Linked DNA regions of Homo sapiens: regions 1 and 3 are each linked to region 2. Evidence: chromatin loops called from intact Hi-C (ENCODE). Cell type or tissue: heart right ventricle. All regions are shown on one strand. Each heading gives the region's core, and the rest is flanking DNA. Links, peaks and the distances in the headings are about the cores only.

Evidence for each region. A loop is a pair of places that touch in the nucleus more often than their neighbours do. Peaks named below come from ENCODE experiments on the same cell type or tissue, not always from the same donor. Only the 100,000 strongest peaks of a DNase experiment are listed, where the experiment ranks them.
Region 1: it touches region 2 in a loop (2.5-fold over the local background); 13 of 110 quality-filtered maps call a loop at or near these places.
Region 3: it touches region 2 in a loop (2.4-fold over the local background); 21 of 110 quality-filtered maps call a loop at or near these places.

What each region holds. Positions count from the first base shown.
Region 1 is chr2:216,586,095-216,597,057 of GRCh38, reverse strand. It overlaps LINC01280 (long intergenic non-protein coding RNA 1280), which reads left to right. Exons shown (of 4, transcript NR_110392.1): 3 at 1,815-1,874; 4 at 5,975-7,065. Among named protein-coding and RNA genes, the nearest start is that of LINC01280, 15 kb to the left of the region's middle. In heart right ventricle, for the core only: a CTCF peak has its summit at 6,101 (motif pointing right); a DNase peak (open chromatin) is centred at 6,012; H3K27ac peaks cover 1,058 bases.
Region 2 is chr2:216,513,727-216,524,025 of GRCh38, reverse strand. It overlaps LOC101928156 (a long non-coding RNA gene), which reads right to left and starts at 4,892. Exons shown (of 3, transcript XR_923872.3): 1 at 4,636-4,892; 2 at 3,252-3,312. In heart right ventricle, for the core only: CTCF peaks have their summits at 4,666 (motif pointing left) and 7,081; a DNase peak (open chromatin) is centred at 4,665.
Region 3 is chr2:216,571,548-216,582,510 of GRCh38, reverse strand. It overlaps LOC101928180 (a long non-coding RNA gene), which reads right to left. Exons shown (of 2, transcript XR_427226.4): 2 at 3,326-3,590. It overlaps LOC105373871 (a long non-coding RNA gene), which reads left to right and starts at 5,570. Exons shown (of 4, transcript XR_007088077.1): 1 at 5,570-5,845. In heart right ventricle, for the core only: no CTCF peak of the experiment used is centred there; a DNase peak (open chromatin) is centred at 9,110; H3K27ac peaks cover 2,225 bases.

The DNA.
Region 1 (10,963 bases), core at 1,281-9,280, 72 kb before region 2:
TCACAACTGCCCGAGGCTAATTTAGTGCTTAATCGTAAGGAGGGGAGTACAGAATACTGGTTAGAAGACCAGTCTCTGCAGCCAAGCCACCTGGATTCCAATGCAGTTCTACTGCTCACTAGTTATATAACCTCCAACAAGTTTCTTAACCTCTCTGTGCCCCAATTTCTTTATCCATAAAATGGGGATAATAATAGTACACACCTTGTAGGATTTGTGGCCAGAACTGAACACATCATTACACACTCACAGTCCCTGACAAACAGAAAGCTCTCTAGGATGTTACTATCTTATATTTACATTCCACCAAATACATATTCATGCTACTTTGCATTTCCTTTTTCATGTACTGCTTCCATTATTTTTCCTAAAAAGCCAATTATGACAATGATTCAGCACACATTTTTGATCGCCCACTATGTACCTGATACTGTTTGCCTGCTGGGAAAGCAAAGATAAATAGCCATGACTCCACCCTGAGGGTGCTCGTAGGTTAGTGCAGGAGAGAAGCACAAACACAAATAACACGACAGAGCTGGTAATTAGGAACAGTGGTTGCCTAAGTTGCCCTAAAGTCCCAGAAAACGTTTCTCTCTCTCTGTCTGTCTCTCGTTGTTAAAATGTGTTTCCCATTATCCTGTTTATAGTATTTGCTCGCAAAGGAAACCGGAAACTAACATTCTCTGGAAGTCTGCCATGCGCCTGACATAGTGTGATCATCCATAAGAGCAGAAGTTTCCCCATGTGCCAGGCACCCTGCTGAGCACTGGCTACACATTATCTCCTTTATTCCTATAAATGAAGTACAGTTATTATTATCCTCATTTTACGTATAAGGAAACTGAGGTCTTTCTCTCAGAAGTCAAATAATTCCCCCTAGGTTATACCACCAAGAAATTACAAAGCCAAGGTTCAAACCCAAGCCCGTCTTCTCAACAAAATGCCATACCTCCTCCCAATGTAAAATTCTATATGCCATCTAATTTAATTCTCACAATAACTCTTTGAGATAGATGGTATTATGCCCACTTTTATGCCTGAGGAAACTGGGATTTGAAAAATTAAATTATTACCCCAAGGTCAAAGAGTTAGTAAGTGACAGGCCCAGCTGCCTCCAAAGCTGTAGTCTTTGCCTAGATAATGCAAAGACTCCTGTTGCCTCCTGCACAGGGTGAAGTTGAATTTTCACCCAGGCCTGGGAAAAAGCCCCCTGGATTGGGATAGAGGAGAGGAGAATTCCAGTCTTGACTCTGCCACTTATTAGCACATGGCCTTGGACAAATTTCTTTCCCTTTCGGGGTGTTGGGGTATATCTATCAAAAGATAATTTGGGGCTAGACACGGTGGCTTACACCTGTAATTCCAGCATTTTGAGAGGTCGAGGTGGGTGAATCACTTGAGGCCAGGAGTTCGAGACCAGCCTGGCCAACATGGTGAAACCTTATCTCTACTAAAAACATAAAAAAATTAGCTGGGCATGGAGGTGGGCGCCTTTAATCCCAGCTACTCAGGAGGTTGAGGCACGAGAATTGCTTGAACCTGGGAGGCAGAGGCTGCAGTGAGCCGAGATCGCATCACTGCATTCCAGCCTGGGCAACAGAATGAGACTCGGCCTCAAAAAATAAAAATAAAAATAAAGTCTTTAATAAGATAATTTGGGTGTCACCCTTCCCAAAAGTCTCCAAAGAGATGTCATAAACAATAGGCTGAGACCAGGCTCTGCTGGAGTAAACCTAGGGGGGAGCCTGGTGTGATGCCCATGGAGGGAAAAGGGAGGAGGCTCCAAAGATAACACCCTCACAACTGTGTTCCAGCCACCTCTGATGGGAGAAGCTCTTCAGTCTTCCATCTGCCAGAGGCTAAGCTGCAGGAGGGCAAGTATATGACTTTTTTTTTCTTTCTTTCTTTCTTTCTTTCTTTTTTTTTTTTTTTTGAGTGGGAGTCTCACTCTGTCACCCAGGCTGGAGTGCAGTGGCATGATCTCAGCTCACTGCAACCTCTGCCTCCTGGGTTCAAGCGATTCTCCTACCTCAGCCTCCCAAATAGCTGGGATTACAGGCACCCACCACCACACCTGGCTAATTTTTGTATTTTTAGTGGAGTCGGGGTTTCACCATATTGGTCAGGCTGGTCTCAAACTCCTGACCTCATGATCCACCCACCTCAGCCTCCCAAAGTGCTGGGATTACAGGTGTGAGCCACCGCACCCAGCAGTATGTGACTTCTTTGACACTGACTTAGACATTCTATTTTATCTTTGTCATCATCAGCAAACATACATGGAATGCCATGGATCAGGTTCTAGGGTTATAAACAGTCCCTGTCTTATTGAAGAGAAAGGGCACACACTTGACGAAGGAAATAGGAAAGTACGAAAGAATAGGCCAAGGCAATGAATGCCCATGAGGGCTTAGATAAGGAAGCAGGGCTGGGAGAAAATGGGAAAGACTTTGTAAATCAGGATAAAATTGCCCTGGGTGGGGACATGAAAAAAAGTAAGAAGGAGAAATGAGGGCATTTTGGCTTAAGGTATCTCTGGGAGGCAAAAATGGATATTGGATAGTTGGAGGCTCATTAGTAGACCAATTACCTGTAGTGGAGGGCTTGCAAGATGAGCTGAAAAGCTAGAGTTCATCCATGGAAGATGAAATGTGTGAATTAAGAAAACAGCTTTAATCCCTTTACCAGTAGGCACCCTCAAAAACTTGTAACCAGGAGAGTGATGTGATTGCAATGGGGTTTCACAATATTACCCAACGCCAAGTATAACAAACAGGTTAAAGTGAGGCAAAAGATAAACAGTCAAGGAAAATATGATGAGGATAAGAAAAGGCTAGTGGATTTGGAAAATGAGGTGGCAGTGATGATCTTGCCATGGCACTACCAGAGTGACCTGGATGGAAACCAGGTCACAAAGGAAGGAGGAATGGGTAGGTCATGCCAAGGTGAAGAGCCTTCACAATTCCAGGGAGATGCTTCTGAGGGGAGGGAAGGTCGGTAGGTTATGGAACAGGTTCAAGGAAAGGTGTATTTTCCTTCCCAACAGGTTAAAGACAGAAAGAAACATGCCAGTAGAGAAAAGAAATAAAGGCGATTAAAAAAAAAAAAAAAAAGCTGAGTGGTGGGGAGAGTGGTTAAGCAAGACCCTACAAAGTTTTAAGGTTTGGATACAGAGGCACATGAGTAAGGCTATACAGCTCTCCCCATAAACTCAACCAGCCTTATGTCCCCACAAAATAGGATATGAGGTTATTGGCTATGAGAGATAGAGATGGAAGAGAGATGGTGTTTTGGTTTGGGTATCCCAAAACAGACTCCAGGATGAGGATTTGGGACAATTAGTTTACGTGGGAATTGATTCCAGAAGCAACCGTAAGGGAGTGGAGAGATGAGATGGAAGGGAAGGTGCTCAGCAAAGGATGCCCTCTCAGGCCAGTGTCTGCCATGGTGTCTGCAGCTTTGTCCAGTGGAGAACTCCAGAAACCAGCACAGAACACACCTCTCAAAAGTATCCTTCTAGAAAGGTGAGAAAGCCGGCTCATTGATCCGCCAGCTCCCACCAGTGTTTGGTTTGGGGGTGCTTCTAAGGGTCACATTAGGGGGCAGTGCCATGGACACAGCCGCTCTGGCAGCCAGGCGCAGGTGGTTGGAAGCATGCCTGGACAGAGCACAAGCTGAGAAGGTATGGATCCAGCTTGAGAGCATCTGCTAGAGATGGGAAGTTGGGTTAAAAAATGTTCGCAATAGACAAGCTGAGGTGTGTAATAATGGTTCTTCAGGGATACGTAAAAGGGGTCCTTAGCAACAGTGAGAGTCAGCTTAGATTAAAGGGCATGATTTGTAACAACAAAACAGAGCAAAACTTAGGACCCAATCAGATTCCAGAACCACTTTGCCATCTGAGAGACGAGTCCAGGGAATGGCAGATTCCACGTGCGGATGATCAAGATGAGCTATGATTAAGCATGGGCAAAAAAGAGCAAAGCAGGAAGTCAGGGGATGAAAACGTCCCAATGGCTGGAGACCCAACAATGGGCTGGTTGTTGTGGCATTTGGACACATTATGGAGGTATCAAAGCAACACCACCATGGACCTATAGACCTGGAATTGGAAGATTATTGGTTCCAGTGGCCTCATTCAACTATGAAAGAGCTGAGAGGAACAGAGAGGGAAAGTGACTTGGACAATGTGGCATGGCTAGTGAATTTCAGTTCCAGTATTTATACTCCATGTGCCCCACCATTGCCTTGGGCTGCTTTATCTTGGGGCACATCCCAAGGATCATGAAAGGTTGACTCAAGGGAGGGAAGCAGGTAAAGAGGGTAAAGAGGGTGCAATCAGAGCATGACTGAAGCTGACACAGCTGCCTGGTGGGCTCTGATGCAAAGTTACAGCCTTAAGTAGCAGTTGATGGTATGGCTGCGCCTTTAGGGTAGCAGTGCATCCAGTACTCAGAGAGGAGAGGGGGCAGTCTGGTGGGAAGATCATCCTGTGGATGTATCTCGAAGCTATGTTTGCTAAGAAGACAATTGTCTTATCTTCGATTTTGGGAGAATTCACTTAGGGAAGGTATTGATGGAGATTATAGGGAGTGAGCTAGAGCCCACTCCTGAATTGCAACAAACATCCCTTTGTGGTGCTTTCAGGGATCCAAACAATAGACGGATCATTGATACGGATGTCCAGAAGAATAGCGTGTAGAGGAAATGTTTGGTTTCAGTAGTTTAGCCCTAAGGAGTGAGGAATTTGTTTGGTTAGACATACTGAAGATAAAAACTATACTTCTGAGAATAAGCCTAAAGCCTGTGAGTCTCGAAAGCCAATCTTCTGAGCTTCACTGAACCCCAGAACCCCATGTGCCCCTTTTCCCCATTTCCCACATTGGTAAGACATCGTGAGGGGTAGACGCTCACTCTCTGATGGTTTGTCACTTGCCTGGGGCTGGGGCAGAGTTTAGGGATGGGGTAGAGTGAGGCATTGCCCATGTGGGATCATGCTCAGAAATGGTATATCAATTCAATGTTGTCTCTATGAACCAGTCCTCTACAACCAGGACTGAGGCTCTGTTGGTCTCCTGCCTATAGCCTCTGTGATATTTGTGGAGTGAGCATGCCATTAACCCAAGTTAATGGCTATTGCAACTTATTTTTATGGTATGCGTATCTTTACCAAAATAAACAACAACCAAGAAAAGGCATTTAGTTGATGGTAGACGAACAATAATACAGAATTGGGACCACAGAGGAGCCATAAGCTGGCTGCCCTCCTGTCTCAGGGGACGGGGAGGTGAAGTTTTCCAAGGAAGAACAGCTCCTGGTGCACAGGTATTCGGGGTAAGCGGAAGGATAGATGGGCCTGAGCGTGCATGGGAAAGGAACCAGCTGCAGGAGAGTCTTTGCTTAGAAAAAAAAGAAACAAATGAAACCTCAAGATGTCAGCAATGGAAGGGATTAGAGAGAATGGGGGAAAACCATGGGAGGGAGCAGTGGGAAGGGGCTCAGTTGGACGAGATATGCATTGGGGTGGAGCTGGCATGGGGGATGTTACCAAGAGAGTGAGTGAGTGAGTTTATTTATTTATTTATTTATTTATTTATTTATTTGAGATAGAGCCTCACTCTGTCACCCAGGCTGTAATGCAGTGGCGCGATCTCGGCTCACTGCAACCTCTGCCTCCCAGGCTCAAATGACTCTCCTCTCTCAGCCTCCCAAGCAGCTGGGATTACAGGCGCGTGCCACCACGCCTGGCTAATTTTTGTATTTTTAGTAGAGACAGGGTTTCACCACGTTGGCCAAGCCAGTCTTGAACTCCTGACTGCAAGTGATCTGCCCGCCTCAGCCTCCCAAAGTGCTGGGATTACAGGAGTGAGCCACTATGCCTTGCCAGGAGATTATTATTTTTTAAGCAAATAGTTTAGAGAAGGCATTGAGACCTAATTCTCATTTTAAGTATCGTCTCTGCTGTGCTCCGCAGTACGTGGCCATAAGAAACCCGTGACACCCTCCCCTGGAACTGTACCCACGTCCCACACGGACAGATGCTTCACTCCTCCACTTCTTGGCAGTACTTCCTACAGCCCCTGGGTGAACTTCTCCAGCTGGCTGTGATCGACCTCCAGAGGGCATGACCGTGGCTGAGACTCAGCTTTTCATGTTCCCAGCTCTGGCTTAGGGAGTCACCCCAAGGAAGCAGCAGATTAAGGAGAAATGTGGACGCATCCTTCCTGAGTGTTGGTTCCCCCAGAGAGATGACAGACCCCATGGCCAGCACTTCAACATATATTGAGCTGTGGGAATTAGAATCTAGGACAATTTGGGAGAAAAAAGGCTTTTGTCTTTAAGGCGTTTACAGCTTAAGGAGAGGATATCATATTCCATAGCTGTGACAAATCAAAAAATTAAAAGTAGTCTTTCCAAGGATGGTTTCAGTAGTTTAGCCCTAAGGAGTGAGGAATTTGTTTGGTTAGACATACTGAAGATGGAGACTATACTTCTGAGAATAAGCCTAAAGACTGTGAGTCTCGAAAGCCAATTTACACACCACGCAGAAAACTGACGGGTCTCAGGAAAACTAAAATGAGGAAAGCCAGCAGAGGCCCAGGCAGACGTCAAATTAATCTCTAGAAACAGAGGACAATCTGCTTTGGCTTGGCAAAAATTAAAATAGAACTTAGTTGAGCTTCAGTGTGAATGGAGGTGGGGAGAGTTCCTTCCTTTCTGTTGATGGGATGTAAAACCCTCACTAGCCAACAAGCTCCCCCAGGAAAGACAATGCCACATGCCTTCATTGCCCTGGTGAGTTGTGGGATGTCTGTCCCTCAGCAGGGTCTCAGTTACTGTGTGTTGAATGAATGATGGATCCAATAGAAGAAAAAAGAAGTGAAAAGAATGACTGGATAAAGCCCCATTCCAGCCCATGTTCCCCTGATAACAGTAATAAAATGAAGGACAGACTGGACTGAATTATTACGGTACTTTAACTTTGTTTAACTTTGTGAAAACACTATGTTTAGCTAGGATAATGGGAGTACTTGGACTGGTAATAAACAAATAAATGAGCAAAGCAATAATGTCTTACATTTGAAGTTATTTACAGCTTACAAAGCTATTACACACACATTTTTTCCATAAGAGCCTGTAAACCACCCTGTGGCACAGGCATGACAAATATTACTTTCCCCTTTTGAAGAACAATGAAACTGCAATTTAAATAACTTAAATAACTACAATCACAGTGCTCAGGGTGGCAGAGGACAGATTTAAACCCAGGGCTGAGTCCAAACACTCTTCCCGACCTGTGGTTCTGGCTCTCACGGGGGCCTACACTCTGGAAAAAATAATTCCACTCCTGTGTTCAGCCTGGTCCACTCCTCGCAGAATCTTCTTTTTCAATCTAGGTATCCGGGAATAACATTTGGTCCTGTTTTGTGTGAGTTTTAAATTTTGTGCAAATTATGCAATTAAATTACAAAACATGTAACACAAGCCTTCGTGTCTTCTCCCACAAACAAAAACATCCACTTATCACATCTCTGTGAATATCAGAAATTCCCCCGATTTTCCCTTTGGGCCTTCTCATGTTGTGTCTGGTCATTTACTTGCTCATTTCCCCAGACACTGGGCTTCCTTTTTTGAATTTAAACATTTTGTTATGCCATTTGTTGCTGCACTCACTTCAAATCTCTATTCTATGCTACTTTACCCCAGGGCCCTGGAGTGACTTTCTTTGAAGCTGGTGTCCACTCACTCTTTCTCTCCAGAGCTTTGGCCAGCTAGCCCCAGAAATCTTCCAGTGGCCCATCAGAGAGCAAGCTGGCAGAGCTGTCACTCCCGCCATGGAAGTCAGGTAAGGTCCCCAGGGACTGTTAGTGCACACATCTCATGAGACAGCTTTGCTAACCTGTCACTTTCTACTCTATGGAGATGGACTTTTTCTTTGTCTGTCCTCATTTTCTTTCTTTTTAATTGACTGCCTCATTTCCCAGGGGGATTTTATAACCGTCACACTGCACCATCTTCATTACTCTGCTCTTTTCACGGGTCTCACTAAGGCTTTCTCTTCTGTTGCAGTTGGTGCCTTTACACTTCAGCCCGCCTCCCACCCACTCAGCCTTCTTAGGTTGCTTGCTTCTTCCTGCCCGGTTGGATGTCAGGAGGAACATCAGAGACTCTCCAGTCCCGGGATTCCTAACCTGGAGCCCCTGGGGCCCATCAGTGAGTTTCACAGGCACATAGTGGGGCAGCTATGATGGTTTGAAGTCCCATGTAACATCCCCATTTTTCTGGGGAGAGAATCCATAGATTCCCATTTCCATCCCATTCCCAGACCCTTCATTTTGCAGATGCATAAACAGAGGCCCATAGCAAGTTGCTGGATTGGAGAGGAGAGCTGCCTTTTGGGACATCAGTCCTGTGTGCTTGGCTATATCTCTGTGGATTCCCCTGCCCTGGAGGTTTCCCAAGGGAAGAGAAGGCTTTTCCTTTCTCCTGAGCTTTTCTCTTTGTCTTCTTGCTTTTCCACATGGACACACACAACACACACAGGGACACACACATTAGGCACTTCCTTATACTTGTACTGCATTCAGGGCCGACTACATCATTTGTGAGGCCAAAAGCAAAATGGGACGTGGAGACTGGCAGGGGGCGGGGAAGTGGATCTCCCCTTCCTGTAGATGAGCCACTGCCTCAGCCTGTAGAGGACAGGCTATCTCCCCAGGAGTTGCAACCTTGATGCCAGGGTGCCAGGGTGCCTGGGTGCCAGGTTCCCTGGAATGAGGGTGAATGAGAGGCTCATACTCAGTTGTCCACTGCAAAAGCCACAGCACTGCAACCCTGAGGAGGGACATAACCTTGCCCCATGTGAGATACTGCGGAACGTGCCCAACTCCAGCCCTGTCTGTGGCTGCATCCAGGCCAGGACGACTAATAGTGGAACGTGGCCCATCAACACACTGGGCAGAAGGTAGCCACCACTATGGAGTTGGGGGTGGGGAGGGGGAGGCCAGATTGGGCTGTAGAGAACCCATCCCAGGGAGACAGTCGGGGGTGGGCCGCAGGTGAGACGAGGTGTCAAGCCTCCTGTGCATTATCCCACCAGACTTGAAATACAAACACAGCTAAAGAAAAAGTATTAAGATTCTCAAGGAGGCAATAGCAGAGCATCAGACCCAAGCACTGATCCTTCTGCACTAGCATGTGCCATGAAGCCACTCTGACATGTTTCAAAGCACGACAGCATCCTTGCCTTATGTGCCCCCCTAGGCAGCTCTTTGAAGTCATTAGCTCAGGTGTGCCTTAAGACTCATCTTACAGACAAGACTTCAGACATTACACATCGCCTAGGCACAGGAGTCTCGGATCAGAGAGTTCAAACGTGGGCTCAGCCACTCACATCGCCCCTCTGGGCCTCAGTTTCCTAATTTGCCAAAGGGGACTAATCATCCCTTCTTCAGGGTTGTTGTGTGATTACAACAAATTGCATATAGAATGCCTTCTATAGTGCCAGTGGCAGTCAGAGTGCTCAATAAATGTAGGTATCAGCTTTTCCCAAAATCCCATTCATGAATGCCCTTCACTAATTTTCAGTATTCATATGCCATGTGTACCATTATTGGCTTAATACTTTAAATTTAAATCTACCTAATTTTTACACTTTAATAAATTTACTTTATAGGGTAGCTTTATTCTACTGTCAAAAATGAAAGACAAATATTATTCATCTTAAGTATAAATTAATCATAAAAATAAGTGCATGGGCCAGGCACAGTGGCTCACGCCTATAATCCTAGCACTTTGAAAGACCAAGGCGGTACCGGGTGTAGTGGTTCACACCTGTAATCCCAGCACTTTGGGAGGCCAAGGCAGGTAGATCATCTGAGGTCGGGAGTTTGAGACCAGCCTGACCAACATGGAGAAACCCCGTCTGTACTAAAAATATGAAATTAGCTGGGTGTGGTGGCACATGCCTGTAATCCTAGCTACTCAGGAGGCTGAGGCAAGGGAATCACTTGAACCTGGGAGGCGGAGGTTATGGTGAGCTGAGATCGCCCCATTGCACACTAGCCTGGGCAACAAGAGCGAAACTCCGTCTTAAAAAAAAAGAAAAAGAAAAAGAAAGGTGGGTGGATCAATAATTTAGGCCAGGAGATCAAGACAAACCTGGCCAACTACTAAAAATATAAAAATTAGCCAGGTGTGGTGGCAGGTACATGTAGCCCCAGTGACTCGGAAGGCTGAGGCAAGAGAATTATTTGAATTGGGAGGTGGATGTTACAGTGAGCCAAGATAGCACCACTGCACTCCAGCCTGGGCAACAGAGCAAGACTCTGTCTCAAAAAATAAGTAAACAAATACATAAACACATGGAAAATGACAATGGTATGAAAATCTAGCCAGATAACTTGGCTAGCTTAGAGTCTGTACTTCCTCTTTGTTAAGGAAGGAAATTAGCAAGTGTTTAATACTTAGTCCCCCTGAGACTTAATCTGCAGGGAATAATATGTCCTTATTCAATTCAATGTTTTTTTGTCTGTTTGTTTGTTTGGAGACAGGGTCTCACCCCGTCACCCAGGCTGGAGTGCAGAGGGTGATCATGGCTGACTATAACCTCCAGCTCCTAGGCTCCAGCAATCCTCCCACCTCAGCCTCCTGAGTAGTTGAGACTACAGGCACATGCCACCATACCCGGCTAATTTTTGTGTTTTTGTAGAGGTGTAGTCTCCCTTTGTTGCCTAGGCTGGTCTTGGACTCCTAGCCTCAAGTGATCTTCCCACCTCGGTCTCTCAAAGTGCTGGGATTACAGGCGTGAGCCACCGCGCCTGACCCATTCAATGTTCTTTAATGCCTTACTAGTCATGTACCAGTTAACATCTCTCGTACCATGATTTGCCTGCTAGACTTTGGGAAGTAGCAAACATGAAGTTTGGAAGTGATAGAGTCAAAATTCACAACACATGTATCG
Region 2 (10,299 bases), core at 575-8,574:
TATCCTCTCCAAATCCAGTTTCCTCAACTGAAAAATGAAGCTAATAAGAACATCTATCCCCATGGTATTGGTAAATCAAATGAGACAGGCTGGGTGCTGTGCCTCACAACTATAGTCCCAGCATTTTGGGAGACCAAGGCAGAAGGATTCCTTGAGGCCAAGAGTTCAAGACCAGCCTGGGCAACATAGCAAGATCCCATCTCTACAAAAATTTAAAATACTAGCCAGGCATGATGTTATGCATCAGTAGTCCTAGCTACTCATGAGGCTGAGTAGAAGGATTGCTTAAGCTCAGGAGTTTGAGGATGCAGTGAGCTATGATTGTGCCACTGCCCTCCAGCCTGAGCAACAGAGGGAGACCCTCTTAAAAAAAAAAAAGATGGAGACCAATCTAAGTTATGTGTAAACTGTAAGCCAACAGAGAGATGTCATTAGTCCTTTATTTATTCATTAATCACCTTTACCTCTAATTGGCTGTTGTACACAAAGTGGGTACCAGATTCTGCCATAAAATTGTTTTATTGGAAGAGATAAAAGGCAACATAATTAAAAAAAAAAAAAAAGAAACATGTTAGCACAAGAAAGCAGTTTTGAAGAGATGGTCCTGAACTGAAGTCAACAGCAGCCTTGCAAAAGAAATGCCAAGTTCTCTAACCTTTACACCACACTTCAAAGGGCATTGGCCTCTGATTCACAGGTAACACAAATATTTTTTACTCCAATGTATTTCTTTGTTCAATAAGCTCAACCCATTTTTCCCTGGGCCCTCTCTACATGCATCAATATTATGGCTGTCTTTTGAGCAGTAACCTTCAAACTTCAAGTATGATCAAAGTATCACAGGCACTTGTTTGAAATGTCAATTTCTGGGTTCCACATCCAGAAAATCTAGGGTAGAACCCACAAGTCTGCATTATGAACAAGCTCCCTGGGAGATTCACCTTTTCTTTAAGACTTATTCTGGTCTTCAAGAAAGACCTATTCTTTGAGACCCTCTGCTTACTTAAGTCCCAAAAGGCATGGACTGTGTCATTTAACTGCCTAGCACATTGCCAATGCCCAACACTCAGAAAAGATGCTCGATAATAAATAAGAAATACTAGGAACCCTAAATACTTGCTTCTACAAAGATGTAAATGTTCGTCTCCAACATCATCATGATGATGACCAGTTGCATAATTCTCACACCTTCTTAAGAATGAAATTCCAGCAACCTCAGCTTTCCCCTGCCAAACTTTTCTGACATTCCCAGGCTAGATTAAGTGACTCTCCTTTGTGGTTCCACAGCCTTCAGCCCATACCAGCACTTACAATATATTCTATGTATTGACTTTACTATTAGTCTCCCCCCACTGGAGGGAAGTTTTCCTCCTTCCTTAAAGATAAGTGCCCCCTTCTCTTGTGTTTCTACCATCTAGACCAGTAATTAGCACCAAACCATCAGATGTTAATGGAATGAAATGCAAAAGGGAATGAAATAGGATGAGATAGGTTGGAAACACTTTAAGAGGTGAGAGGGGAGGTGAACCCTCTGTGATGTTCTGGTATAAGGACATCCTAGGGTGAGCCACATGACAGTGTGATTAATATTCAGTAAGTGGAAGTTTTTATTTTGTCCATGGTTTGGGGATTTTGAGAAATTTTTTCAAGGAGTGGGCATCAATAGATGTTCCTGTTAATGCTGCAGAAGGGTCTTCTAGTTTCGCATACCAATTTTGACATCTTGGGGCAGGTGTTTCAATTGGTTAATGCCAGGGGATAGCTCATACTAAGATCATCTTTGCTTAGATAGCAGATGGTCATAAATTATATTATTCTTCACCAATATCTGTTTACCTCCCTGTAAGAAGATTATGCTTACCCATACTGTTGAACTCCCATAAGCTATGTGGCTTGCTTTGTTCATGAAATGTAGGCAGAAGTGATCTGAGTCACTTCCAAAGGGCTGGCCGTGTACTTCATCTACCTTGGTCCTGAAACAAGGACAGTAATAGGACCTAGTAGAGCCTACAGCTGACCCACAGTGGACATGGAATGTAGGCAGGAAGTGGACATTTGGGAGTTATTACTGAAACATAACCTGGCCTTTCCTGGCTTATGTCCCCTTATTTCCAATCAGTGGAAATGTTCATATACAATTAGTTTGCCTTTGTGACTTTAAGAAACATTACCTCTTAGGGCCTTAGTTTCAATGTCTATGAAGTGAAGACGATAACATAGTGATAAAAAATATCAAACATAAATTGATTGCTTATCATGTGTCTGGCTAAGCATTTTAGAAAAATTATCTCATTTTATCCTTATAACAACCTATGAGGTTGGTATTATTATTATCCTCATTTTATAGACCAGGAAACAGAGGCCTCGAGAGGTTAGGAAACTTACCCAGTGGGTACTAAGAGTACTTAGATACTAAGAATAATTACTGATAGAATACAAATGGCCTGACACCAGAGCCCAGCCTCTTAATCTCCGTGTTGCACCAGGTCATCTCTAAGACCTCATCTGTCTGGGATACACCAAGAATCTGTGATATCACCATGTGGTAACGATTGCTCTAGTCTTCAATTTTTAAACCAAGACCTGTTTTCACCACTGCCCTATTCTTGAGGGGTGAAGACAACTCCTTCCTCAGCCTCTCAAGTAGCTGGGACTACAGGTATGAGCTACTGTGCCTGGCTAAGTTGGACTCTTGAGCTTCATTCCCAAGAGATAGATCATCAAGAGAGGGCCAAGGAGAATGAGAATGTCCCCTTGAAAATATTTTGGGCCTCTGTCTACCAAAAGAAGGGCAATAATATGGAAGGACGCATGAGGGTCTGTTGGCTGCATGGTCTTTGTTGCGTGGTCTACCTGGGCACAGGATATGGGAAGCCTGGGTGTGTTCCACCAATGCTGTTCTATAAAAGGCGTAGGACTTCCATTCCTGGGACCATTATTGTTCCTTGCTCCTGTCTTAGGGGGCTGACGGGCTCCTGTTGTGAGGCTTAGTAGGATAAAATGAACAAAATTCCCTGGGACCATGGCCTGCAAATCTGAGTATAGAGCCACATCATGAGCCCAGCTTTACCTACCTTCCAGCAATATCCAACTCTCCTCCTGTCCACACTACTAGTGTGTACAACCTGTGGATGAGCAAATACAGAAGGAGGGCAGCCGATGCCATCAGCCACTGAGGATGAAAACTCAGCAGCTCCAGCAAAAGGACAGTGTTGAACTGCTGTTGGGATGTATCTGAGAATTTCACTTACCTGCCTTTTCCTCGTCTTCCATTAGCAGAGTTCATGGAGATTTGGTTCCATTTTGGCATCTCTAGAAGAGTAGAGTTGAAGCACAAAAGACACAAGACTGGGGTTTTTTTTAGGGCCCTAGGCAATGACTTGAGTAAGCTCTTGTGTTTTACTACAGGAAAGTGCTCCATCAAGAGCCAATGGTCAACAACATCAGCAGGTCAGAGAGGGTCCTCCTCTGACCACCTCCCCCAGTGCCATCCCTTCAGATGCTCCTGGCTATACCTTCCTTTAGGGCCACTAAATTCTTACTCCAACCCCACAATTTCCTGCAGTACTCCCCACTCCCTGCAGCTGATTTTGGCCCTGACTCATTGGTGCTGACTCAACAAAGAAAAGCAGACCCCTTAGGCAGCTGGACAGTGGACCAGGGCCAGAGCCTGCAGGAGTGGGCGAGAGGGCAGGCAAGGCGAGAATCCATCAATCAGCCTGTCACCAAGTCTTTGCTGAGCCCCCCCTGAAGACTTGGACCCATGCCGAGCTACGCAGTGGGGGTCCCAGAAAAAGGAGAGAAGACAGGAGTCTTTATTTTGTGGCAACTATGGATGTGGAATTGGAGCTCCTTCAATTTGAGGGTCTCTAAGCACATACAGCCTGGCCCAACCCACCATCACTCACCAGAGGGAGGCTGAGTGCTGCCAGGAAAGGCCAGCCACAGTGGAGCTTAGGGAAGGTTGGGAGGTGGCAGCCAGGAAGGGTTTTGAAGCTGTATTTGCAAAGCTTTTGACATAAAATTCAGATAATGTCAGTTTTTTATAAGAGACCAGGTAGGGGTGGTGGTAAATGGAAATTATGGGGGTATTTTAAAGCCCCCATATCCACATCCTGGATACTGCCATTGCCACCAGCCTCCACATTTCTTTTCCCACAAGCCTGCTGGGTGTGGGGTACCTCCCTTGAGTTAATACATTGTGTTTCTGAAATGTCCCTGCTAAAATGAACCTACTATGTTACTCTGAGAGTGTCTTTCTAACCCCCTTTGCATTTGCAGAGGGGGGAAAACGACCATAGATGTGAGGGCACAGAACAGTGACTTTGGCATGAGGATTCACTTAGAATCCCAGAGCCCTAAGAATTGGAATCCTGACTCAATTATGTACCAGTTGTGTAACTCAACTTGGGGCAGTTCTCTGAGCCTTACTTTCTTCATATTGTGAAGAGGAAGGAATAGAGCAGCACGCTCACAGAGAATTGTGAGGACAGGCATAATTGCTAGCACATCATGGCCACTTCTGTTAGGAAATAATATACAACCATTATTGTAAAGAAGTAAAGATAGAGTGGGGAGAAATAAGCTCATGGTCTGAGAGCACCAGGGAAAATGTCACTCCCTCCGTCTTCTTACCTTGATGGTCAAAACTCATCAAGGGCTCCCTCTGCTGTCCATTCTCTGCACTCATTTTCCTATATAGAAAGTGACACACTCATACTCCTGTTTGGGGCACAGAATGTGCACATGTCCTAATTTAATCAGTGGAATCCTGTTTGTTCTTTATTAACATCATCTTTCAAAAACATTCTTTCCAGGCTGGGCAAAGTGGCTCATGCCCATAATCCCAACACTTTCAGGGACCAAGGTGGAGGATCACCTGAGATCAGGAATTCGAGACCAGACTGGGAAAGAGTAAGACCTTGTCTCTACTAAAAAATAAAAAATTATAAAACAGCCGAGTGTGGTGGTATATGCCTATTGTCTCAGCTACTCAGGAGGGCTGAGGCAGGAGGATCGTTTGAGCCCAGGAAGTTGAGGCTGTGGTGAGCCATGATCACACCGCTTCACTCCAGCCTGGGAAACAGAGCAAGGCTCTGTCTCAAAAAATAAATAAATAAATAAATAAATAAATAAATAAATAAATAAATAAATAAAGTAAAAGACAAAAGAGAAAACATTCTTTCCTTTCCATTCTGTTGTTCTTCCCTTAATTTTATCCCTTTGTCTCATGCCTGGGTTGGCCCTCCCAATCACCAAAATCTGTCGCAATATGCCACTCTGCATCTGTTTCTTATACTCTCTGAGGTTTTTTGTTTGTTTTTGAGACAGAGTCTTGCTCTGTTGTCCAGGCTGGAGTGCAATGGCGTGGTATCGGCTCACTGCAAACTCTGCCTCCCGGGTTCAAGCGATTCTCCTGCCTCAGCTTCCTGAGTAGCTGGGATTACAGGCACGCACCACCACGCCCAGCTAATTTTTGTATTTTTAGTAGAGACGGGGTTTCACCATGTTGATCAGGCTGGTCTCGAACTCCTGACCTTGTGATCCCCCTGCCTCAGCCTCCCAAATTGCTGGGATTACAGGCGTGAGCCACCACACCTGTCCTCTCTGAGGTTTAAGCGAGTAAATGGCAGAGCTGAAGTTGGATAACATAACTTCTAGGTCCAAAGCTCATCCTTTCCCCACATTATTATCCCTCTCTGAAGTGTATAATCTAGACATGACATTTAACTTATCTAAGCTTCTTTTCCTCATCTGTAAAATGGGGGAAACAATAATATTAATCCATGAGTTTGAGGAAAAGAGAAGGGGAGACAGTGCAGGGGGAGACACACTTGCCAACAGAAAGAGTACGATAAATACTAGCTACAGTATTCAGGCATGGTTTGTTCAAGTAACTCAAAGAAGTTCAGTACTGCTGGTGCTTAGAGTGGAAACAGGACCTGACAATAGATGCAGCTGGCAAGGCAAGCAGGGGTCAAGTCATTAAGAGCTTTGTAAAATACGGTCCCACAATACCCAGGGCAGAGCTGTCATGAGGATTAAATGAGTTTATATAGTTCAAGTCCTTGGAATGCAGCCTGGCTCACAGCAAGGTGCATGTGTTAGGTATTCCTGATAAAGCCCTCCCAATGCTAATCATGACTTAGAGACCAAAGAAGAGAAGCATATAAGCAGAACAGCCTTGAGTTGAAAGAATAGTTATTTTGGGGAGAAGTGTGCAAAAGACTTTCAGAAGAACATCAGGAAAGAGAAGAGCCAATCACCCCTATAATATTGGTCTTCACCCTTAACAAATTACATCATTTCATGTGTGAAGGTGTGAAGGTGAGGCATGCACCTTAAGAGTGCCCACTTGACAGAAAGGAATGCCTCTCCTCCTGGCTCCCCTCCAAGTTTCCAAGTTATGCTTCCACTGAGCATCCCATTGGCTCTGCCCTGTGGCAGTGCTGTCAGGGTGTCTCCCTCCATCAGTGTAACCTTTTGACCCACTTGCCAGGGTCTGGGCTCTCACTTAGCTTCCCTCGTCAGTTCATGTCTTCATTGGTCTACTCAACTACAAAGTCCAGTGTTTACGATGGTGTATTTAATACTGTCCTCCTATGCCAGTTTTCCTTTTTAAAGGAAAAAAATTCTTGAAGACCCTGAAAATGAGGCCAGAGACCTAAACACTGTAATTTAAGAAACACCTGATAAAGTCTTAGTCAATGAAATATACTTTAATGATATATTATCACTGAAGTTTTGCTTTTGTATCTGATAATTTTTAATATAATCAACAAAATAAAAACACTAAATTCAACTTTTCTAATGAGCAGATCATAGAAAATATACCCAAGTTCATCTTCATTATGTATTTGTGGGTGGTTTGTCCCAGAAGACCTATACTTATTAACTCCTTTTGGTCTTTTTTTAAAAGCTTGGTCATATTATGTTAATTTAAAAAGAACTTGGTATTTACTAAACTGTAATTTTACACAGGCTCGTATCCATTTTATATATGCCCTCAAGATGGATCTTCCAAACCTTACATTTAATTCTTGCCAGGCTATTTTCCTTCCTCTGGCTATGTTCTATCACCCCCTAGTGTTATATATGATGCTTACAGCCAATACATGTTGACAAATTTCTCCACTTTGTTGAAGGAATGAGTATCTGCAGATAAGTACTTTCTTGGTTTACAGATTAGGTTCCCCAAAAATGTATGAAAATGAACTAAGTTCCAAGGCTAAAGTGCACTATGTAAATCTTCAAAAACTAGAGGACCTATTGACTATACTGTGACACCTACGTCAGTACACAAAACAAATAGTGAATATGGTGATATACATGCAACAGTAACGATTGTATTTCCCTCTTGACATTGTTATGAATAGCCAGGCACGGTAGCTCATGTCTGTAATCCCAGCACTTTGGAAGGCTGAGGCAGGAGGATCGCTTAAGCTCAGGAGTTTGAGACCAGCTTGGGAATCATAGTGAGACTTTGTCTCTACTAAAAATAAAAAAATTAGCCAGGTATGTTGGTGCATGCCTGTAGTCCCAGTTACTCAGAAAGCCAAGGCAGGAGGATCACTTGAGACCAGGAGTTTGAGACTGCAATAAGCCGTGATCATGCCACTGCACTCCAGCCTGGGCAACAGAGCAAAGCCCTGTTTCAAAAACAGAAGAGACATTTTAAGGAATACATCAATGTTTAATGCCAGCTCAGGAAACAAAATGGAACAGGCAGGCTTCAGGAACAGAAAACAAATCACAAAGGTGTTGGTTCTTGTACAGTGTGAAAAGTCTATTTTTTTAAAAAAAGATGAGCATTGGACAGGCGTGGTGGCTCATGCCTGTAATACCAGCACTTTGGGAGGCCAAGGCAGATGGATCACTTGAGGTCAGGAGTTCAAGACCAGCCTGACCAACATGATGAAACCTCATCTCTACTAAAAATACAACAACAAAAAAAAATTAGCTGGGTATAGTGGTGCACGCCTGTAATCTCCTGTAACTGAGAGGCTGAGACAGGAGAATCACTTGAACCCGGGAGGCAAACATTATAGTGAGCCGAGATCATGCCACTGCACTCCAGCCTGGGCGACAGAGCAAGACTCCATCTCAAAAAAAAAAAAAAAAGATGGTTAGCATCTATTACTGCTACCTCTTGAGTGCTGAAACATTTCTTAACATTTTAAGTTTTGCTTGATAGAGATTTCTATTATTTAGAAATTAACAAATTCACGTTTTCCAGCTTATGATGATTCCAACTTGCTGGGTCGTCTTGTTCATTGCCATTGCTTTTTTTTTTTTTTTTTTTTTTTTTTTTTTTTTTTTCAGATAGGATCTGGCTCTGTCGCCCAGGCTGGAGTGCAGTGGTGCAATCTCGGCTCAGCTCACTCCAACCTTTGCCTCATGGGCTCAAGCCATTCTCCCACCTCAGCCTCCCAAGTAGCTGGGACCACAGGCGCATGCCAGCACACCTGGTTAATTTTTCTATTTTTTGTACAGACAGGGTTTCGCCATGTTGCCCAAGCTGGTTTTGAACTCCTGGGCTCAAGCAATCTGCCCACCTCCGCCTCTCAAAGTGCTGGGATTACAGGTGTGAGCCACCATAGCCAGCCCCTTGATTTTCTCTAGTCAGTGTTTCTCTAAGTTCTTCAATTAATTGTTCAATTTGCACCTCAAGAATATTTTCAGAGCCATTGCCACCTACTTATCTAGTGTTTCATATCAATGCCCCAGAATTGCTGAAAAATCATGCACGTTTTCCATATGTTTAACAATATATATGTCCTTCTTTGTCTCTAGTAATGCTTTTTTGCCTTTAAGTCCACATTGTCAGATATTAACACAGCTTTCATTTCATGGATCATTATTTCTTAAATGCCTGTTATATCTTTTTCCATCCTTTTACTTTCACTCTTTCGGTATCTTTATAACTTTGGTGAGTCTGTTTCCTTATATTTTATTTTTATATCTGATTCCTTGTGCTTTAGGTTTTTCTTTAATCCTTATACTTTGGGTATGTAATCCAATTTGACTATATCTTTAATTGACACACTTAGTCTATTTGTATGCAAAGTTATTACTGGCACATTTATATATATAATATGTATATTATATACGTGTGTATATATACATGTGTACACAGGCATATGTTACATACAATATGTAATATTGTAATACACATGTAATATGTACTATATTATATATATTACAAATGTATAAATTTAGATATAAATATATATAAATGTGCCTATATATATATGTGTGTGTGTGTATGTATATACATGTGTGCACAGGTACGTTTAAATCTACCTTACTAGGTACTACTTGTCTTACAAATTCTTTTTCTCTCTCCTCTGTTTTTCAATTCTATTTCCATTGTATTGTTATATATTACTTTCTATTCTTTTCATGATTATCAGAGATTGCAACATATACTAACTTTGTAGTTTGACTTCTTCCAGAACAATGCAAGAACCTTCGAATATTTTAACACTATTTACCCTTTCCCAATTTATATGCTGCTGTAATACATTTTCGTTTCACTCCCCAAAGTTGTTGCTGCTACTATTCATGTGGTCTAAATTCACTTGTATTTACTGACATAGTTCCCGTTTGTTGACTGCCACTCCTTCCTTCAAGTCTCATCCATGGATTATTTGCCTTCTGTGTGATGTGTGGGTGTGCTAGTGATCAATTCCGTCAGTATTTTATTGGTGGTGGTGGCAGAGGTAACTGTCTTTGTTTCACCTTCATATTCTGATGTTATAATTGCTGAGTACAGAACTTGAAGCACTTTCAAAGTATAACTCTATTTTCTTCTAGATTCTATGGTTGTTAAGAAGTTAACTGTTAGTGTTACACCTTTTTTGCTACTAGCTGCTTTTATTATGCTCTTTTTCTCTGGGATTCAGTAATACTATGACATTCTTAGGTGTAACTTTTAAATTTTTATTTTGTGTAAGTTTACAGGGATACTTTAAACTGTGGCTTGGTATCTTTCATTGGTTTTGGGGGAAAAAAAGCCATTATCATCTCTCCTTTCTCCTGTGGGACTCCAATTATATACTATAACTGAGGCCAGGCATGGTGGCTCACACCTGTAATCCCGGCACTTTGGGAGGCTGAGGAGGATCGCTTTAGGCCAGGAATTTGAAACCAGCCTGGGCAATATAGCAAGAAACCAGCCCGGGCAACATGGCAAGATCCAATCTCTACTACTATTACTACTAATAATAATAACAATAAGCCGGGCATAACACACAGTAGCTTCTGGCCTAGCTACTCGGGGGGCTGAGGCCAGAAGAC
Region 3 (10,963 bases), core at 1,780-9,779, 57 kb before region 2:
AGAGACTGGAGGCTGAGGCAGGAGAATCGCTTGAACCCAGGAGGCTGAGGTTGCAGTGAGCCGAGATAGCACCACTGCACTCCAGCCTGGGTGACAGAGCAAGATTCCATCTCAAGAAAAAAAAAAAAAAAAAAAAAAGAAAGAAAGAAAAGGAAGAGACAGCAGGGATGTGTATACACAGAGGAAAGACCATGTGAGGACAAAGAAGTGAGCAAGAGCCCCCTGCAAGTCCAGGAGACAAGCCTCAGGAGAAAAGTCCTGCCAACACCTTGATCTTGGACTTCCAGCCTCAGGAACTGTGAGAAAGTAAATTTCTGTCTTTTAAGCTGCCCAGTCTGTGTTTCTTTGTTATAGCAACCTTAACAAACAGATACACCTGCCAACACCTTGATTTCAGCCCAGCAATACTGATTTCAGACCTCTGGGCTTTAGAACTGCAAGAAAATATATCTCTGTTGTTTGAAGCCCCCCAGTTTGTGGTATTTGTTGCAGCAGCCCCAGGAAGCTAGTACAGGTGGTAGATAGTACCTACCTCACAGGCTTCTTTGAAAGATAGAGGGAGGTCACAGGTAGACCTGCTTGGCTTTGTGTGAGTACCCTCTACATTTTCGTGGCATCTGAATTCTCCTCTCATGGGGATTTTTCTATATGTTTATTTTTCTGCCCAAGTAGAAGCCAAAAAATAAAAATAAAAAATAAAAGCAAGACACACATGCCATGGTGGCATTTTGGGTCATCTTCTCTCCTTTCTTTTTTCGTGCCTGTTTCCTGCCTGAATGTTCCAGCTTCCTTCAATGGGCTCCATCTACCAGGGCTCCAGGTCAGCTAACAGTGAATTATTGACATATCTGCCTCATCACTTAATAGTAACACAATAGCTGACACTTATGGAATACTGATTCTGTGCCATGCCTTATGCTAAGTGCTTTACCTTCCTCTGAGCATCCCTTTAATATGGACTGCTATTATTCCAATTTTACACATAGGGAAATTGAGTCACACAGAGGTTAAAGAGTTTACCCAAAGAAGTGACAGACCTGGAAGACAAACTCAGGTTTTTGATACCCAAACCTACACCCTTACCCACTCTGACACCTTAGGAGGGGAGGGATCCACCTTATCTTAGTTAACTTTAACTCTTCACTGTGTGCTTGGAGCACAGTTTGGACTCAGTGAAGGCTTAATGGATGGACGGATGGATGAATGAGTAAATGGCACTTTGCATAGACCAAAGGAAAGTCAAGAAAATGTTCTTCAGCGCTTTGCTCTGTCCAGCTTCTCTTTAGCTTGACTCTGCTGCTATTGCTACCATGACAGTCCCGATCTATCCACCGTCATGCATGGCCCATACCCACACCACACCCTCTTTGTTCTCTGCCTCTTCTACTCTGGGGCAGGGAGAGTCTGAGTTGAGCAGCAGCACCTGCACACCCTCACCCTCCATCCACTCACCAATGGCCTCATAGCTCCTTGTGAATGGAAGAGACTAGAATTCTTAGGAGCCTAGTGAGAGAAGTCTAGATCCAGTGAGATTATGGAAATTGTGAGGGGCTGTGGACACGCCAGACATTATTGCTATCCCAATTTACAGAAGAGGACTTAGGTCCTCCTTTAACATCTCTAGACTTAGGTCTAGAGATGTTAAAGCCACAGAGAACTTGATGTTAAAAACATTTTTAAAAGAATGTAAAGTTAGTATAATAACTAGAATCTGGGAAAAAAATGTAACAAACTATTTTTTACTTCTCCAGAATAAACTAAGGGCTGATATAGTCAATGTGGGAGGAAGGAAGGGCAGGAGGAAGGAAGGGAGGAAGGAAGGAAGGAAGGAAGGAAGGAGGGAAGGAAAGAAAAGGGAAGGAGAAGGGAAGGGAAGGAAAGGAAAGGGAAGGGAAGGGAGAAAAGAAAAGAAAACTTGATGCTATTTTTGTTTCCCAATCAAGTGCCCTTTTCAACGTACCAAGTCAATAAGAAAGCAATCCAATCTAGAAGAGAGAAGATGGGACTTCAGAGCCTGGTTCCAATTCTTACCAGTTGTGTGTTTTTAGGCAAGTTATGTAAATTCCCTGAGCCTGAGTCCCTTTGCTCATGCAACACAAGAAGACTATCTACCCACCACCTGGCCAGGCTTTCCATCACTGAGAGACTTCTGGGAGAGAGGTTTTGATTTCAGAACTACATACATGAGAAATTGACAAGTTCCAATCTTGTCTGGGCTCACTGTACCTGCCAGTCTCGGCCCTTTGGGGGAAGAGGGTAGTTTCCTATTAGTGACGAGGAAAGGTCCTGAAAACCTTGGCTCTACATCAGTGACAGCTGCATCTGTCTCCAGATCAGAACTGGAAAAATGAAGAAAAATTAGCGACTAATTGGAACGCCTCCTTCTCTGAGTAATACCCTATAACATCACTTTGTAGTCAAGAAAATATTTACCTGGCAATTATATTTTAACATAGTCAGCTGTCCCTCCTTTGTGATGAATGCCTCATCGCTATGGAAAATAATCTCTTCTCTAAACTGTGTATTTCACGACTTAACCCCTGCCAAAAATGTGCTCCCATGTCCCTTTTCTTCTCTATAGTTTAAAACACACTTGAATGGAATGTGTTTTTAGACAGGATCTCGCTCTGTTGCTCAGGCTGGAGTGCAGTGGCACAATCTCAGCTCACTGCAACATCAACCTCCTGGACTCAAGCTGTCCTCCAACCTCAGCCTCCTGAGTAGCTGGGACCACAGGCATGTACCACCACGCCTGGATAATTTTTGTATTTTTTGTAGAAATGAGGTTTCGCCATATTGCCAAGGCTGATCTCAGACCCCTAAGCTCAGGGAATCCACCCGCCCCAGCCTCCCAAAATGTTGGGATTCCAGGCGTGAGCCCCTGCACCCAGCCCAAATGACGATTTAAATAGAAATCTGCAACATTTTCATTGAACATAAAATATTCCAGCCCCGATGTCATAATTACAAGCTCCTAGAGCAAGTTTCTCAACAGTGGCACTAGTGACATTTTGGGCTAGATCATTCTTCATTTTGGGGGCTGTCCCATGCATTGTAGGATGTTTGGCAGCATCACTGACCTCTACCCACTGGATGCCTGTAGTACCTCTCCTCCATGACAATAAAAGGTGCTGCAGACATTGACAAATGTCCCCAAAGATGTGGGGTGGGGGTGGGGAGACAAAACCATCCCCAGTAGAAAACTACTCTCCTAGAGGGAGAGCCTGGGCCTGGGGGCTTCTCTTTGCCCTGCCTCACCTGAAATTAAGTACTTTATAGAAATGCTTTTATGGCAGTGCAGCTGAATTAAGTATAGGAGTAAAGGTTGGGTGAACATGGAGGAAAATATATATATTATATGCCTCAAATACACAAAATGTACACATCTGAAAAGACTGTTTGCAAAGCTAGTTTCTGGAACATGATGCACAGTGAGTTTTTCCCGGGATTTCAATATTTAGTTAGGCATGTATGGCGATGCTGCAAAGTAGATCAGCTGCGACTGTTTGTGACTTAATGTGCTCTTCTTTAAAATGGCTGCTCTCCCAGACAAGTCCTCCTCCAATGTTGTTTGCTGTTATTCCATTCTGCTGCAAAAGGAAAAAGAGTTTCACTGTAGAAATTCCTCATCAACTTGTTAAAATTTACGGAGAATGTTTTGAGTCTATGGAATGTATAAAAATGGTGTGGGAAGCAAGGGGAAGGGTGGGAAGAAGCCAGGCTTGCTTAGGGCAGAAGGTGGTTCTCCACATTTGACTGAGCTGGTGCTGGAAGCCACATCTAGCAGCATGATGTGCTTGAATCTCCTGGCAGTTGAGAGAGAGCTAAGTATTGCTTGGAATAACTGGCTTAGTGGGAAGAGGCTTGGACTGGAAGTCAAGAGTCCTGGGTTCCTGTCCTGGTTGGTCCCTTTTGGTTCCAACATTCTAATATCTGACAACTGCTTCATGTGATATGTTGTTATGATAATGACCACTGATGAGTCATGCTTCCCCTGTGCCCTCCTCTCTTCACTCTGTCAGTTTATAGATGTACTGAGAGATGGAATCCATTTTTCCATCCCTTGGACATGGGTTGCCCTTGTGACTGGCTTTGATCAATAGAATATGGCGGAAATGTCCCAGTGTGAATCTCTGAGCTGATCTTTAAGGGATCTTGCATTGTAGATGTTACTTTCACTCTCTTGGGACACTGTCATTGCCATGTTTAGAGGCAAGGTCTAGCCTCTTTCAGGATAAAGGAGACAGAGGCCCAGCCGGCTGCACAAACCTGCCTGCTGCATGCAGCTGGACAGGGAGCCCCATGAGGCCAACAGAAGACCTGCTCGGTAAACCCACAGAACTGGAAAAACTAATAAATCGTGCTTGTTTGATGCCACTAAGTTTTGCAGTGGCTTGTTACGCAGCAATAGATAGATGAGCAGCTTGTTGAAAGATCGCTTTTAAGAAACACCTTATAAACAACCTTCTGCATGTTCACCACACCCCAGCAAAACCCCCTCCTTTTCCCTACTGTTAACTCTTTTTCTCTCAAACTAGAACAAACTTTCAGCCTTTTTTCTCTCTTTTTTTTCTATCCAAGGGAAAATGTCTACATTCATTTGCTCTCTTCCATCCTTGGGGCTGGGACCTGTGGGGATGCAATAAAGGCATGAGCAAAGTCACCTTCAGCCTCTAGTGTGTGTGTGTTGGGGTGTGTCTCCTGAGAAAAACAGAACTTTCATCTCAGGAAAAATTTCAGTTTGTCCAGGCTGCTAAGGAAGACGTCTTCAAGAAGGAGGATGCCTGTCTTGACCGCATGGTCAACAAAAGAAAATGACCAGGCATGGTGAGTCACTCCTGCAGTCCAGCTATTTGGGAGGGTGAAGTGGAAATATCATTTGAGTGCACTTGAGCCCAGAGGTTGAGGCTGCAGTAAGCCATAGTCGTGCCACTTCACTCCAGCCCGAGCAATAAAGTAAGACTGTGTCAGAAAGAAAGAAAGAAAGAAAGAAAGAAAGAAAGAAAGAAAGAAAGAGAGAGAGAGAGAGAGAGAGAGAGAAAGAAGGAAGGAAGGAAAGAAAGAAAAAAGAAAGAAAGAAAGAAAGAAGGAAAGAAAGAGAGAGAGAAAGAGAGAAAGAGAGAGAAAGAAAGAAAGAAAGAGAAAGAAAGAAAGAAAGAAAGAAAAAGAAAAAAAGGAAGGAAGGAAAGAAAGAAAGAGAAAGAAAGAAAAAGAAAGGAAGGAAAGAAAATTGTAGATACTGAATAGTGACATGTGTGATCTGCCTGTTGCTAAGATATCAACTGTATCTTGGTCTTTTTCTGCTTCCCTTCTTTTCCTTCTCTGTTTTATCCCTAATCTCTATTCTATGACGTTTAGAATGTAGTTATTCTAGCACTCTCTATTTCCTAAGGACCCACAAAAGGAAACAGAATAGAGTCCATGAAGACTGTCTGAGGAGTTCATCTACTGACAGTCTATCTCCAGTCCACTGAAAGTAAGAAGGCCTGTGTGGATGACCTTGGTATGTCTTGATATGACCTTGATATGTTCCTGATTGTATTATTCTTTTTCCACAGCACATAAAACATTCTACTGTGGAAATCAGAAAAAGCAAGATTATCTTAGGAGAAACACAATCTCTCGTCTTAAAGATGAAAGGACTGCACCTTGAGAGGCCCTTCCTGTTGAGTTGTCATCTGAACAAATCAGAGTGGTGGTTGAGGACACCAGATGTATTATTTCCTGCCACAGCAAATTGGAGGGCTCGCACTGTTCCACCGCCATCAACTTAGGAAGCAATTGAATTTGTTGATTATCTTTGCAAGAGGGAGAAGCTTAGCATCAATGAAGACATTGGTATTTGGTAGGTATTCATTTAATCTCTGATCGATCTTATATAATGAGTTATATTATTCTCTCCCTTGGGGCTGCATTTTGCAGTTTTTGTCATAAAGGCAATTCAAACAGGGTAGATCCTGAAAAAAGAAAATCAGAATTGTAAGAAATAGCACTATAGAAGCTATAATAAAATTTTTTCTCGGCTGGGCGCGGTAGCTCATGCCTTTAATCCCAGCACTCTGGGAGGCTGAGGCGGGCGGATCACGAGGTCAGGAGTTCCAGACCATCCTGGCTAACACGGTGAAACCCCGTCTCTACTAAAAATACAAAAATTAGCCGGGCGTGGTGGCATGCACCTGTAGTCCCAGCTACTCGGGAGGCTGAGGCAGGAGAATCGCTTGAACCCAGGCGGTGGAGGTTGCAGTGAGCCAAGATTGCACCACTGCACTCCAGCCTGGGCGACAGAGTGAGACTCTGTCTCAAAAAAAAAAAAAAAGTTTTCAGGAGTGAACAGGTGATAACAGATAACAGCTGGTCTAATAAAGTTTCAGATTAAAGTAGTTTTTTAATATTATGTGGAATTGAACACGGTAGTTTCAATCTACCAATAATACAAGAGTTACAACAGTTTTCAACATTGAGTGTGTGTGTGTGTGTGTGTGTGTGTGTGTGTGTGTGTGTGTGACTCTGTTGACATCCCAGTGTGTTCCTCCTTATGCCAGTGTATGCCAGCTATATGTGTGGGCAAGAGGAAGGGCTGGCTCTGAAACTTCCCCAGTATGATAACGCTACTCTTTGGCATTTGCTACAGAGAGCACACAACCCTTCTTTTGCCCTATGTAATCTATTAGCACCACTGGTATTAGCTAGACAGTGTTTCTAGCCAACAAGAACCTAATGTGTGATGAGTGCTTATTCCCACCTCCTGACACCACACATGCACACTCACACATGCCCAATCTTCTCTGAGCCCCATTTTGGACATGTGGGGATGTTTGTTACTCATCCAAGTTGAGATGTTGAATAGGAAGTAGGATTTGCAAGTCAGAAATTCTGGGTAGAGGAGTAGAGGACAGATCTAGGGGTAAAAATGGATGAGTCATCAGCATATTGAGGCTCTACTGAGTGTGCAGTGCAACTACACAGCTTGGTGAAGTGGTCAGAGGATTCGAGGCTCTGGAGTTGGCTCTGCCACCATGAAACTGGTGACCATAAATGTGATCCTTCCCTATGTGAGCCTATGTCTTCCCATTTGTAGAATAAAGGGATGGGAGAATGGCGTTTCTAAGGTTCCTTCCAGCTAAAACATGTTTGTGATTTTAGGATTCTAATTGCTAAAGTGTCCCCTACCCTCAAAGAACTCACTATCCCCTGGGTTCAGCAGGCTACAAGCCAATCAGTCATAAGAGCAATGGGGCAACACAGCAGAAGCCTGCCACACTAGTCACCCAGCAGTGGGAACAACCATCGTGCACTGGAGTTGTCAGGAAATCGTGTGGATTGGAGGCCACCAGATCCACAGAAACTTTTGGCTGAGTCTCATTCTCAGTCCTTTGTGGTGCTGTTCGCTGCCTTGCAATTCTAATAATCTGTAGGTCTAGTCAAAATTTCACCCTTTCTCCAGGACTTGGTGCTTTGATCTGTCAAAAGAAGAGATTAGGCCAGATGATTTCTGTTTCCATAGAAGAGTCTAGCCCAAATATTTTGAGTCTGTGGTTGCCTGCAGACTAGCAAGAACTTTAAAACTGGTTTCATGATTTTGGGTATTCTGGAAGTTTCAATAGTTTTCAAGAAAGTTAGAGGTTCTGGGATCTGCGTAATTTTTCTTCCGAGCTACCACCCTATCTATCTTTGGACGGAAGCTACACAGTTTTCTTTCCACCAGGTAAACTTCCAGATACACAAACACTGCAGAGGCTGTGGGTCAGAGAGCAAGAGTTAATTGTTGCACTGGAGTCTGAGTGTAAGGGCTGACTTGGGTCCCTAACAGGAGCTATCAAACCCTTTGGCCATCAAAAAAATATATACCTACTTGATAAGAAACTGAACCTGAATAACATTAATAATAATCACAATAATAGCAACTATTTCTTGAATGCTTACAATACACCAGATATAATGCTAAGCACCCAATAAGAATCTCACTTAATATTTGCAACCTTCTGAGGTTGGTATTATTTCCTAATACAGATGGCAAAGTAAAGTTTAAAGGCTTAAGTAATTTGCCCCAAGCCCCTCAGCTAATAAGTGACAGATCTGGATCTGAGAATGAAATCCAGGTCTGTCCTACTCCGAGATGCCTGAGTAACCATCCTGCTACACTCTCAGAGTCCCCAGCTTTGAGAGAAGCTTTTACTCATCATGCCTGCATTAGCAGGATTGCTCAGTTAGACCACAGTGTTCCAGATTTACAGGCCCCCAGGGATAAACTCTACAGATTTTCTGTATTCATTACCCTATCTCTGCCTGTGTTCATGTCTCATCCAGCACCCTCTTTCCCCACCCCTGGAGGTCTCTGAGCCATGTTGACATGCCTGGTTTATAAACTCACTGGCTCTACATTCTCTAGCCCTTTCATTCGTTGTCCTAAATTTTTTTTTTTTTTTTGAGACAGAGTTTTGCTCTTGTTGCCCAGGCTGGAGTGCAAAGGCATGATCTTGGCTCACTGCAACCCCTGCCTCCGGGTTCAAGTGATTCTCCTGCCTCAACCTCCTGAGTAGCTGGGATTACAGGGATGCATCACCACGCCCAGCTAATTTTGTATTTTTAGTAGAGATGAGGTTTCTCCATGTTGGTCAGGTCTCGAACTCCCGACCTCAGATGATCCGCCCGCCTCGGCCTCCCAAAGTGCTGGGATTGTAGGCGTGAGCCACCGCACCCAGCCCAGTGTCCTAAACTCTTTAGGAGGCTGCAGGAGGGGGAGAGAAAGCAAGGTGGGCTGAAGGTTAAAGACTGGGCAGAGGGCTATCAAAAAATGTGATATGCAAGCTCTTTATGTGACCCTAGGACTTTTAAAAACCCAATTATAGTGCCCTTGGTCATCCTGATATGGAGATTATTAACTTGCGCTTTGGCATCAGCTAGACCTGGGTTCTAATCATAGTTCTAAAGCCTTTTCCAAGTTACTTCCCTTCTCTACATCTCAGTTCCCTCATCTGTACCATGAGTAGGAATAAGTCCATCCAAGTTTGTTTTTAGCATTCCCGGAGATCACACATCTGCAGGGTTCAGCACAGGAAATGTTCCAAACTTGTAGCGGCTATTTGTAGTACACCCTCATTGGCCGCCAGCCTAGTTCCTTCTCACTTTTTCCATGCTGGGCGAGGTGGTGCACTGCCCTTTCTGATAGGTCAAAAGCTGGCCTGCCTCTGGAACTCGCTTTGATGTGGCTCCCCTACCCATTTTATGAGCAGGAATGGGTGGAATGACCTTGAAAAGAAGCATGATTGAGCACTTTTAACTAAGCACCCACTGTGTACAGAACACAAAATTAGGCGTAGGGGAACTGTGTTCTTACAGAGTAGAGCATCCAGTTGAAGAGTTAAGACCAATACTCCAAAAGGATGAGGCTATAAGAATACAGGACTGTGCATAACTAAGTGCTATGTGGGCACAGAGGACAATTGCTAAAGCTGCTTAAAACTCTAAGCCAATGGTTCATCCAAATCCCTGACAGAATGATCTCAGAGGCCTAGGAACCTGAGGAATCTCATAGCGGGTTATAAACGCACATTATCTGTAAGAGTCAGGATTGTATTGCTGGCACCCTGGGTGGGTACATGGGCAGTGGCAACGATTTGTGTGTGGGCTGCTGTTTCCATTCCCAGAGGGCAGAGCTCATGTTTGGGCTTGGGAGGGTGTTTCCTACTCAATAAACAAAAAGTGGCCGCAACAGGACTGGGGCAAAACAGTGAGGGGAAAGAGCACGGAACTAGATGTCCAGAAACCTGGGTCTTAATTCCATCCTGAGCACTATCTCCTCGTACAACCTTGAGCAAGTCCTTTGCCCTTCTGTTTATAAAATGAGGTGGGTGGATCAGGAGTTCTCAAACTGTGCTCCATGCTACCCTGGGGTTCTAGAAATTCTGGAGCTCAAGGGCATCAGTGGGTCAAGAGGACAGGTGAGTGGTGGGTCGGAACTCCAGGCTGCCTCTCTCTCTACTTTCTCTGCCTTCAACCAGAGCAGTCCCACCTATATCTTTTTACATATTAAGGTTCTTTTCTTGGAAAATCACCCAATTTATCTCCCTCCACATCACTTACACTTACACATAGGTCAAATGAGTCCCAGAGAGCCGAAGCAACTTGGTCAAAGTCACCCAGTGAGTGGCAGAGACGGTACTAAAGTCTCCTTTGTGAAAATGCTGACAATTATTTATTGTCCAGGGAAAAACGTCAGTCCCCATCTCTTATAGATATGGAAGGAAATCATGATTCCTAAATTCTGAAATGGGGCAAGGTAGGGGAGAGAGGAGGGGCTGAGCCCTTGCTTGTTACAAAGCACACCTGAGCACCAGTTCTGACAAAGACCACCTGAAGTTTAGGCAGTGCCCAAAGGAGAAGCCAGCGTGCAACTGAGGCCTTGAAACTCCACTCCCTGTTGACAAAGAAGGGGGCTAAAGCCCAGGAAAAAGCCCCATGAGTCATTCTGAGGACTTTCTAGAATGGCTGTCACTTTCACCACCATCAGCCTCTTAGTCACTCCCAAAAGTCAATACACTATGGGACAAAGATTCCTTTTCCCTTTTTTAAAAAAATTAATAGACTATTTTTTACAGAAAAATTGAGCAGATAATACAGAGAGCTCCCATATACCTCCCTCCTTTTTTGCACTGGTGTGGTACATTCGTTACCATGAGTGAGCCAATATTGACACACTATTTTTAACAAAGTTCACAATTTACATTGTTTGCACTGTCTTCCAAAGTGGCTGTACCATTTGGCATTGAGCAGAAAATACAGAGTTCCTTGTCCGCTGAGTCAGGGTTCACTCTTTGTGGTGTACATTGTACAGGTTTTGACAAACACATAATGTCATGTGCCCATCATTTTACAGAATGATTTCACTGCCCTACAAACCTCCCATGCTCCACCTATCCATTTCTCTCTCCTTCCTCTACTCCCAGGCTCCTGGAAACCACTG